Regions from separate parts of the Mus musculus genome. Here region 2 is linked to region 1. Evidence: chromatin contacts called from ENCODE Hi-C or POLR2A ChIA-PET data. All regions are on one chromosome and are shown on one strand. Each heading gives the region's core, a stretch centred on a gene start or an enhancer-like site at or near the end of the contact. The rest is flanking DNA. Distances are from core to core; before and after follow the strand shown. Region 1 overlaps Tmem117 (transmembrane protein 117). Region 2 overlaps Tmem117 (transmembrane protein 117).

The links. Hi-C counts contacts between places; a loop is a spot of excess contacts on that map. ChIA-PET counts read pairs that join two places held with the same protein, here RNA polymerase II (POLR2A).
Region 2: a map of left cerebral cortex shows a loop between it and region 1 (2.3-fold over the local background). The contact joins two enhancer-like sites. A Hi-C loop is called at or near these places in 1 of 37 maps with a recorded cell type or tissue (left cerebral cortex). POLR2A ChIA-PET finds 5 or more read pairs at or near these places in 1 of 5 experiments (embryonic stem cell).

Annotation. Positions count from the first base shown.
Region 1 is chr15:94,979,916-94,984,793 of GRCm38, forward strand. The region is part of intron 5 of Tmem117 (transmembrane protein 117); the gene reads left to right. Among named protein-coding and RNA genes, the nearest start is that of Gm23129, 4.8 kb to the right of the region's middle. Within about 2 kb of position 2,098, at least 1 of the 3 ENCODE cell types and tissues checked has a DNase peak (open chromatin) inside an H3K27ac peak, as active enhancers do; it is left cerebral cortex, where a contact is called at or near this core.
Region 2 is chr15:95,019,445-95,024,322 of GRCm38, forward strand. The region is part of intron 6 of Tmem117 (transmembrane protein 117); the gene reads left to right. The region is part of intron 1 of Gm30953 (a long non-coding RNA gene); the gene reads right to left. Among named protein-coding and RNA genes, the nearest start is that of Gm30953, 18 kb to the right of the region's middle. Within about 2 kb of position 2,714, at least 1 of the 3 ENCODE cell types and tissues checked has a DNase peak (open chromatin) inside an H3K27ac peak, as active enhancers do; it is left cerebral cortex, where a contact is called at or near this core.

The DNA of each region.
Region 1 (4,878 bases), core at 848-3,347:
CTCCAGAGTCTATGACTAATCTATCCATGGCTAGTTGGGCAGCTTTATAGTGTTATGCATAAGTCCCCTCCTATTAAGCAGGCCTTAAGTCCAGGTGAAGTTCTTACTCCTAGTCAAAAAAATCACCACCACCATCATCATCTCCTCCTCCTCCTTCTTCTTCCCTTTCAGGCCAAGGCTCCATAAAGATCCACAACTGATCAAAATAAAGATAGGGACTCTGGGGTACCCAGCTCCAACTGGTACATCTATAACACAACTCCTAGCCAAAGATTCAGATCACACCATGGATGAAATCATTGGGAAGATTGTAAGAGCCAGAGGACCAAGGCACTATCAGGTGATGTCTTTCAGATAGGGATCCTGAACTCATGAAATCTCAACAGTCCTGTTGCCTAAATGTTGTCAGTATAATGACAATACCAGGTGGCACGCCAATAAGAAAGCAGAAGTAGCACAAAATCCCACCCATAGATAGAGAGTGAAAGGCATATGGTTAGCTTCTGAGAGAGGAAGCATCTGTCTCCTACAGGGATGCGCTCCCTATAGGTTAGGCAGGTTACCTGGTCCTAACTGGGTCAGCTCTAAACATATGCACATTAGAGCAACACTAAGTAGGAGTGTGTGTGTGTGTTAACTTAGAGAGAGAGAGAAAGAGAGACAGAGACAGACAGAGAGAGAGAGAGAGAGAGAGAGAGAGAGAGAGAGAGAGAGAGAGAGAGAGAGAAAAGGCATGGAGGATTTTCATATACAAGCACCATATTTTCCAGCATGCCTTCCTCCGTCTTTTCCCTCTTGTGTCTCACATCCTCTAATTTCAATCATTTTATTAATTAAAAAAAAAAGAAACGAAGTAAAATAACAGGGAAACAATGGGTTTAGAATTTACTACTCAGTATAGTGAGCAAAAATGTCTACTTGGAGTGTAGTTTTTCAGCTATTCTTAGTGATCATGATTAGCCTTGACAATTTGCACTTCAGACAACATGAAGGTGAAAGGGAAAGAGACGGGCATCTTTACATGGATAGGGATTCTTGCTTTTGTTTTAAATGATCTTCCAACCCACCTCACCCTTCCTGATTCTGCAGATGAGAAACACCATGATTGGTCTCGGCAGCCAGAGAAGCAGCCATCTGTTAAACATCTTAACTAAATTCCATAGAGAAAAAGCAAGAGACTGTTCAGACCTGGGTCTGTCTCAACCACTAATCTTTCTATATCCCACTGGATGCAGAGTATGAAATAATATGTAAACACTCAAAATCTGAAGTTGAGGCCTTTATGAGACCCAAAGGTTTTAGTGTAACAGATAAAAATCTCTATGATATTATTAAATCTATTTGGTAGAGCATTTGTGTAGGCTTAGAGTTTTCAAAGCCTACTTTATTTAGGGCTCTTTAACACTTCAATCTCCATTCTAGCCCATCAAGCAAAGGTAAGGGAGAAAGATATTTATAGGACAATGGGGTTGTGGACCCACTTAGAAGTAGTTCTTTGGAGTGATTCCAGTCTTCTTTGTCAGGATATCAGTAGTCCAGTCTAATAGCAAACACCAAGCATGAGTAAGTAGCAGTGGCTTGACCCAGAAGGAACCTTGAAGCTCTGACAAATTGGCATGAGCCAGTGGAAGCTACAAGAAGCAGCCAGGATACCACAAGAAGTTCTTTGGTACATTTCTCTCTACGAAATCATGACAACTGAAGATCAGCAAAGACCAATGGAGCCTTCCAGTTGCAGAGCAAGGCATCCTCTCACTGTTTGTGGGGTTCCATTGATACTCTTTCCAAACATCGTGCACCCTCTCAAGTGTATGCTCCAGCAAAACATCCCATGCCCTCTCGTGTTCCCGCTTCAGCCAAACAGCCTCTCACAAGACAAATATCACATGACACACCCGAGTCTCCAAAGAAACCAGAAATTTCTACTTCACATTTTCTTCAAGGTTTGTAGTCATGTTTAAAAATAAAGCCTATGGAGACAGTCTTGCTTAAATGTTGGGAAGCTATGCAGACTGTCCTGTGATGTCCCTTTGCTGGTGTGTAAGGGTGACTATATGGAAAAGACTGCTTGCAGATCCCTCGTAGGAGGATGTCCTTGGCAAGGGACTGAAGGGAGAACATAAGGAAAGCAACAGAAGCTGCTCGCTCACTGAGAAGGTAGGCAGGCAATGCAGTGAGCCTTTGCTATTTAGATGGTTTATGAATCAGATGGACATAGCTGCCCTTAAGCACAAAATACACGGCACAGATGCCATCAAAATGACAGAAAACAGATAACAATATTAACTATGACAATTTGCCAGATTACATCAAAGGGATCTAAAATAATTAGTAATGGTACCTAGCAAATGTGACAGACAGCCTGTTAGCTTGCACTGAAGATTTTGAGTATTTTTCAATAAATGCTATTTTTAAACCACACAACCCTACAAATTATGTATAGATAAAATATGTTATTTTGGAAGTGACAGGACTGGGATTAGAAACTATAAAACCTGCCTTCTAGGGATGGGAGGTGGGGTGGGGATGGACGTGTAAATACAGCTTGTCAAGATGTGCTGTGGGGTATCCCGAGAAAGAGTGTTTATGGGTTTTCTTTTATAAGGAAGTTTAGAGACCTCATTACTGAGGTGTAAACTGAGCACTGTACTACAGCAAGACAGCTCAGAAATGATGGGGGACAGGTAACCCAAAGTCCCCACAGTAGGGTGTAGGCTTAGAGTTTCTTTAAAACCTACTTTTAATAAGGGTTCTCAAATGCTTCGACCCCCTTGTAGCCCACTGTCTAACGGTAGGAGAGAAAAGACAGTAAATAGGACAAGGAGGTGTTGACCTGTTTAGATGTAGCTCTTTGGGGGCAATTCCAGTCTCCGTTGTCAGGATACCAGCAGTCTTGTTCAGTAGTGGCAGGATACCAAACATGAATCCACAGCCAGCAGTGGTGGCGCGATCCAGCAGAAACAGCTAGGCCTCTTTCAAGTAAGTGAAGATCAGCAGAGATGCAAGACCAAAGAGGCATTGCAAAGCTAGTTATGTAAGCTCCCTAGCACTGTCCATTGAGTCCTATTTATACTCTCTCCAAAAATCACATGTCTTCCTATGGGTCTTGCCTTAGCAAAGCACCACTTGTCTGTATCGCCTGACATATCCAGAAACTTCCACTTCAGCAGGGTGCAGCTCAGTATCATTAAGGGCAGGGCAGAGGGCAGGGAACAAGAGGTATACCAAAAAGAAGGCTTACCATCTTGTCCTGTAGAGCTGAGTTAGAGTGGGCTCTGTTTCAAGTAAGGAAACAAGGAGGGTGGCCTGTTTTGAGTTGAAAGGTCCTTTTGGCTGCTTCATAGAGTATTTGTTATGGGGGGGTGGTGGATCTAAGCACTTATTCCATTTGTGTGAGTGTCAGTGACTCAGGTAAGGAACAGGAGAGAGTAGCTTAGATTCAGTGTGTGTAGTGGAGATAGAGACAATGAACAAATTCAGAAAGTGGGGATGTTTTTCCCCAAACTTTATTCTCCCATTGAGGGGAAATTGTTATAACATACAATGAACTATTTTTAAGTACATGGTTCTTGGTCAGCATTTAGTACATCTATAACACCAGGAAACCCCCGTCTCTACCACTTTTTAGGACATTATCATCATCCTAGAGAGTGCTCAGGAAATATATCCATTCATGCCAGGGTCTGACAGCCATCACTAGTCTGTGTTTTCTGTGTGTCTTTGCCAAGTCTACGTTAGTGATAAGACACACTGCATGGTTTTTCATGGCTAGCTTCCTTTTACTTAGCAGATGCCTTCAGAATTTCCCCATAGGGAACGGTTTTCAACAACCCTTTTGTATTCACAATAAACATTGTAGTATAGTCCCTCTTTCATTAGTTGGTTGATATTCAAGTTGTTCCTATTTTTTTGAAGAACTTAATTACTTTTATGTCCTTAATGATGTAAAATGCATACATTGTCCTAACTGGATACATATTCACATATAACTCTCCTCCCCTATCCACAACTCAAAGGATGGGAAGACCACTCTCATGACATGAAGACTACAGTAATATATCCAATGTTTATTCCGATCTGTTTCATCTCTTATACTCCAAATCACGTTTGGATGCTTTGGTTATTTTGAGGAGATAAATTCACAGAAATCCGTGCCCAAGGTCAGCCCAACTTTCAGCCAGTCAGGTTTGGCATTGGATAGCTCCTGGAAACAGAACTTTGAACTTGTCTCAGGACTGCCCAAGACTTGGGCAGGAGCCAGCAGTCAAGAGGGAACACAGTGGTACACATGCCACCATCTTGCCCTACAGGCTTAGCCTCTTTTCCGAATCATTTCTGTTTTTTAAAGCTAATAAATATTGCTCCTATGAACATTCATGCAAACGTTTTTTTTGTGGTTATATGTTTTTATTTCTTTGGAAACTAAATAGCTGGAAATAGACCTCAAGAGCAGGGTGAACACACGAAATGGCTTTCACTTCAAAGGAAGCAAGTCTGCTTACTCTGAAGCCAAATATTATCACAGACCACGAGAGTTATATTACCCCTAGATTCTATGTTCCAGTGTGGTAACAGTTTTATGAAGCTTTTATAGCGACAGATGAAGAATTTTCAAACATGCTAAGGCGAGCCTTGGTGGGGGGGCAGGTTATGGATTGATGGGCTCATCTCTGCCAAGGCCTCAGATCCTATGTGAATACATCTGACGTTTGCTTCGGTCTAATTCTAGGTTTCAATTTCTTATTTAGTGAAAAGATTTTAAAAACCCAATCTAGCTTTTATTTTTGTAATGAAGTACTTTTTTTTTAAACATCCCTAAGAGAAGATCAATACTTAATGAAACTTTTTTTGTTGTTGTTGTAAATGGATAATTAGGTG
Region 2 (4,878 bases), core at 1,464-3,963, 40 kb after region 1:
GCCAGTTAGACAGGAGCAGCAAGCCTTGGGGGTCCATTACTCAACATGGTAGCCATAGTTACAAATGGATTATGTGTTCTGCAATTGCTGACAAGGGTAGGTTTGGATGATTCTCACCATGAAGGAATGGTACACATGTGAGCTGAAGGCATAGTGAGCTCAATTTAAATAACCACACAATTTATATGTATATCATAATGTCTAGTAAACACTGTAAGTATGTATAATTATTGTGTGCCAGATAAAATAAAGTGATATTTTAACAGAGACAAAGGAAGAAAGAACTAGAAGTTGATGCTAGAATCCTACCTATATTCCCATACAAAGACACACAAATAGTCCCTCCACACATGTGTGTGTGTGTGTATACAAATCTATACATAGCTTAGTTTTCTGTGTGCCAAGTTTATGAGTATTCATGCCGAGGAGAGACTGTTAAGAAAAAGAAAGTTCAAAGGAGAGGAGTTGGTAATTTCTCATATGGTTGACATATCTTTTTAATGTTCCTCTTTGAAATTTATTTATATGCTTGTCTATTATCTTTGTAACAAGTATTTCCTCAAATACCTTTCCAGAAGGGAAATTGTTTAACCAGAGGCTTTATTTTTTACGCTGTTCATCTTTATTAATTCATTGTGATATGTCATAACTATTTTGCTGAACAGAAGAATCAATAACAGAGTGAAAATATCATTATTTTACAAGAGCCAAATCGTGTGTGGTATTTCAAGAGGTAAACTGTTCATAAACAGGGCACGCATGAACAAATGGTAATATTATCTCAGGTCATTCATAGTGAAGTATGTTACTGTGATTAGATATCAAAATAAAATATGAATAATTTACACAGTTATGAATTTTAAAAGACTCTTTGTCCAGAAAGCTCTTAATTATAAAAGTAACATTACCCCAGAAACAATTCTTAATTCACTAAAAACTAATTATGAAAATTACATTCTACAAATATTTCCTTACGTAACTGGTTTGAAATATGTGTTCTCTGTTTTATGTGCGGTTCTGAGAAGCAGGCTGACAGTTAAAAATGCACATTGTGGATTTTGTTAAGTCTTTATTTAAAAATTCATATGGATCCAACTTTAGCAAAACACTCCTCGAAGGTTACTGTGTGCAACGTGGACTCCTTTCATAACATAGGCGAGAGCAACAAACATAAATCTATTTTGATGAAATAGCCAGGATGCTTTGATAAAGCAGATTATATTTCAGAATAAATATCTCCAACTGCTTTTGCTTTATGGGAAATTTGCAAAGAACAATGTATGAGTGTAAGTGTCTGTCTAGCTGACTGAATGTGCTCCTGGGGAGTTAGGAGTGTTTTATATAACTCCTTCCAAGTGTTTTGAACTTTCTCCTCATGCATGCTTCATATCCCACACAATCCTTGCACACTGATCTGAAAGCAGCATGATAGAGATTTCTATCTTCAGTTGCTAGGGTGGCCTGAAGTAAAGGGCTGGCACGTGTATTAATGCCTAGATCTATATATACTAAGTGCCCACTCTGCTCACTGTACACAGCCATGGGGTGGTACTCTCACTTTGTTTACTGCCACTATTTTGCTCTTGTCACAAAACTTCTGATCTAGTGGGGAGAGAGATGGTTCAATGAGAGTGGTAGAAGGGAATCCTATTCTGAATAGCTCCAGCAATTGGTCTCCAAGCAGTAGAACTAACTAGTAAGTTATGTCCGCACAGTATGAAGGGGTCTGCCCCAGTGGGTAGTGTGCAAGAGATAGCCTTGTCTTGACAGAGGCCACAGTGTAGGTGATATCTAGCAGGAGTTTATAGGAGAACTAGAAGGATCATCATTATAATGTGCCTGGGCTACAGTCAAATGGGAAAAGGGGAAGCTCGGCTGAGAAAATAGCCCTGTCACATTGTCCGTTGGCAAGTCTGTGTGGCATTTTCTTGATTGCTAAGGAGAATAGAACCCCACTGGGGTCGGAGCTACTCCTGGACAGGTGGCATTGGTTAAGAAGGCAGGTTGAGCAAGCTAGACAGCATGGCTTTGCGTTCCTGTGTGACTTCCCTCAGTGATGGACTGTGACCTGGGATGTGTATGTAAAAGAAACCCATGTTGGTCTTGGACATTACAGCAATAGACTCCAAACTAAGACATGGCTGCAGAGTGCATGTATGCTAGGATTGTATCATGAGTACTGCAGTAATAAGTGCATTCAGTTGAAAATGAAATTAATAATCTGTTTGATATATAATATTGGGCAACTTTCAAATGGCTAGTTAGTTCTGCAAGGGGTAATTGGGAACAGAGAAAAATCATTCAACATGGGGGAGGAATGTAACGTAGATGAACATACAATTTGATTCAGAAAATGGGAAATAAAGGCATTCAAATCTTATCTCAAAAGTTTCAATCCCTGTGGTGTTTTCTTGAAGAGAACAAGATCATGACTTAGAAACTGTAACATGGATTTTACGCAATAGCAAATGAACAGTGGTTTTACCACGGCCACTTGGAGGAACCTAGTTACAGATGCTATCAGATTTGTGTTAGCCTGAAAGATGTGTTATTTTCTGTGCTTGGCATCAGTCTGGTCATTACCCCGAGAGGGTAATTCAGCTCTAACCCCAGTCCTCTCTACTATGGAGCATGGTGAGTGTGGTGTGGTAGCTATGGCTTATCCTGTACCACTACTACACTAGGTCAAATGTGCCCTATTGACTCACATATTCTATCATGCATCTTCAAGGGCAGGATCCTTCCTCGTACTGTGGCTGCACTTGAGGTCAGAATTGTGCATGTGAGGCTAAAGGTGAATCCTAACAACCAACACTCATCTCAGATACTATCTCCCAATTTGGATGGTCCAGTTCTTCGTCAGTATGTTCATTAGATGGTACAAGGGATCCAGGCTCTCTCTATGAGCTCTTAAAACTAATTTTAAAGATATACTGATAAAGCCAAAGAACAGATTACAAAACACATTCTGTAAGCCAGGAGTCGTCATGGAAGCAGTCCAACACTCCTCTGAAATTCAGGAGCTTTATTTTAAACTCACGCCTTAAATTTTTAGAGAGATCTATTTTTAGACAGAAGTTTCGAGAGTAGAGGGAGCGTTTAAGATTGCTTCCTCGCATCCTGATTTTTACAAATGTAGCAGCCTAGGGAGGGTCTGTAATTCAACAGACAACATGAACAGTCAGTAGATCCTGACGAGGACCTGGATCTCGCAGGTCCCATTTCCTCAGGAGCTGGTCATGAGGAGAATGCCAGGGGAGTGATGCCCAGCTACAGGCTCAGGGCATCTAGTATATCTAAGTATAGGTCCAATACCAGGACTCCATAGTGATAACCCTTATTAGCGTAGGTGACAACCAAAGTTTCTGGGTGGCAGAGCAGTGCCAGGGAACACATTGAAGCTGAGAGGAGAGGGGAGGAGGAGAGAGGGGAGGGGAGGGGGGAGTGGAGGGGAGGGGAGGGGAGGGGAGGGGAGGGTACAGCAGAGTAGAAAGGTAATGAAGGCTGGCATGTATGTGTGCTGACTGTGAGCCAATACCATCCCGGAGGCTTAGACGAACTATATTTAAGCACATCAAAACCTTAGTTATAAATGGCTGTCATTATTTATAATTTTGCTAGCAAGAATATTTCATGTCATACAGAGAGAGTCTGGAATCAGCAAAATGATTATTACAAAAACAGCCTTCTTGGACTCCAAAATACATACATTTTAGGAAGCCTGTATCATGAGGAATATCAGATTGAGCCATGTACACAATGAAGCACCTGATGGGTGATGGGTGTTACAGGGATATTCTGACATCACACTCCAGAAGTCTATATTTCTTACTGACCAGCAAAGTTGGTTAAGTTACTTCATTTTTTAGGAATTTATTCTCTCAGGTATAGGATTCCAAATTTTTCCCAACACCTATTTCATGATTTTTGTGATAGTTAATGCATGAAAAGAACTTAAAATTATACAACATTGAGGTCAGCTTGTTCTTTGTAGCAAGCTCCAGGAAATCTAAGGCCATGTAGTAAGACCCTATCTCAAAAGCCTAAGATGAAATTGTACAACATTACTGGAAGAAAATGAATTTATCCCCCTGTCAGTGTTTGTGTTAAAATGGCCATTTCCCACTTCTCTAAGGTAAGTTACCATGCCGTTATGGAAGATGAGGTTGCAGTCTGGGAAACGAGGTGCCACAGCCATTCCCTGCAAGCAGAGCTCTACACTAGTGGGTTCTCTCTCCCCTGTGATGCTAGAATCACCAGACCCTGTACACAGCTGCAGTTTCTAGTTCGCATACCCCCAAAGCTTCTTATTCAGTAGTGCACAGTGTGTCTGGCATCTGGTGATCTCCACCCTCATAGACGAACGTCACTGCCATAGCCACACGAGGTAGGTAGGACTTTCTGGTTGCTGCTTAAACCTGCTGGCTCTTAGAGCCTCCATCAGCATCTAGTGGCATCAGAGTCATTGGGGAGTGGGGTAGGACTGTTCTAGAAGAATAACTTCTTACTGAGCCTCACCACGGTGCCTCTGAGCTCACTGTTCTCAGGTCTCACTTTTAGAAGCGACTGCTGCACTCACTCTGAGTTACAGGGCTGTTTACTGCGGGAACTTCAGAAAGGCTCTAACTATGTACTCGGCTTTCAAGATGCATTTCCTGTGGTGAGACTGGGTAACTCTGAAAATCTTCCACAGTTATTCTGTATGTATCTATATCACTCCTGATATATGTGTCCCTGTGTGAATATGTATCTTTGTGTGAAGAGAGAGAAAGAGAAACTGAAGAAATAAAACAAAATATGTATTTGTATGTCCTTTAATTTTGATGAAAGTGCATTTTGATAAATATTCCTTCCACATGGTATTTATGACTGTGGCAC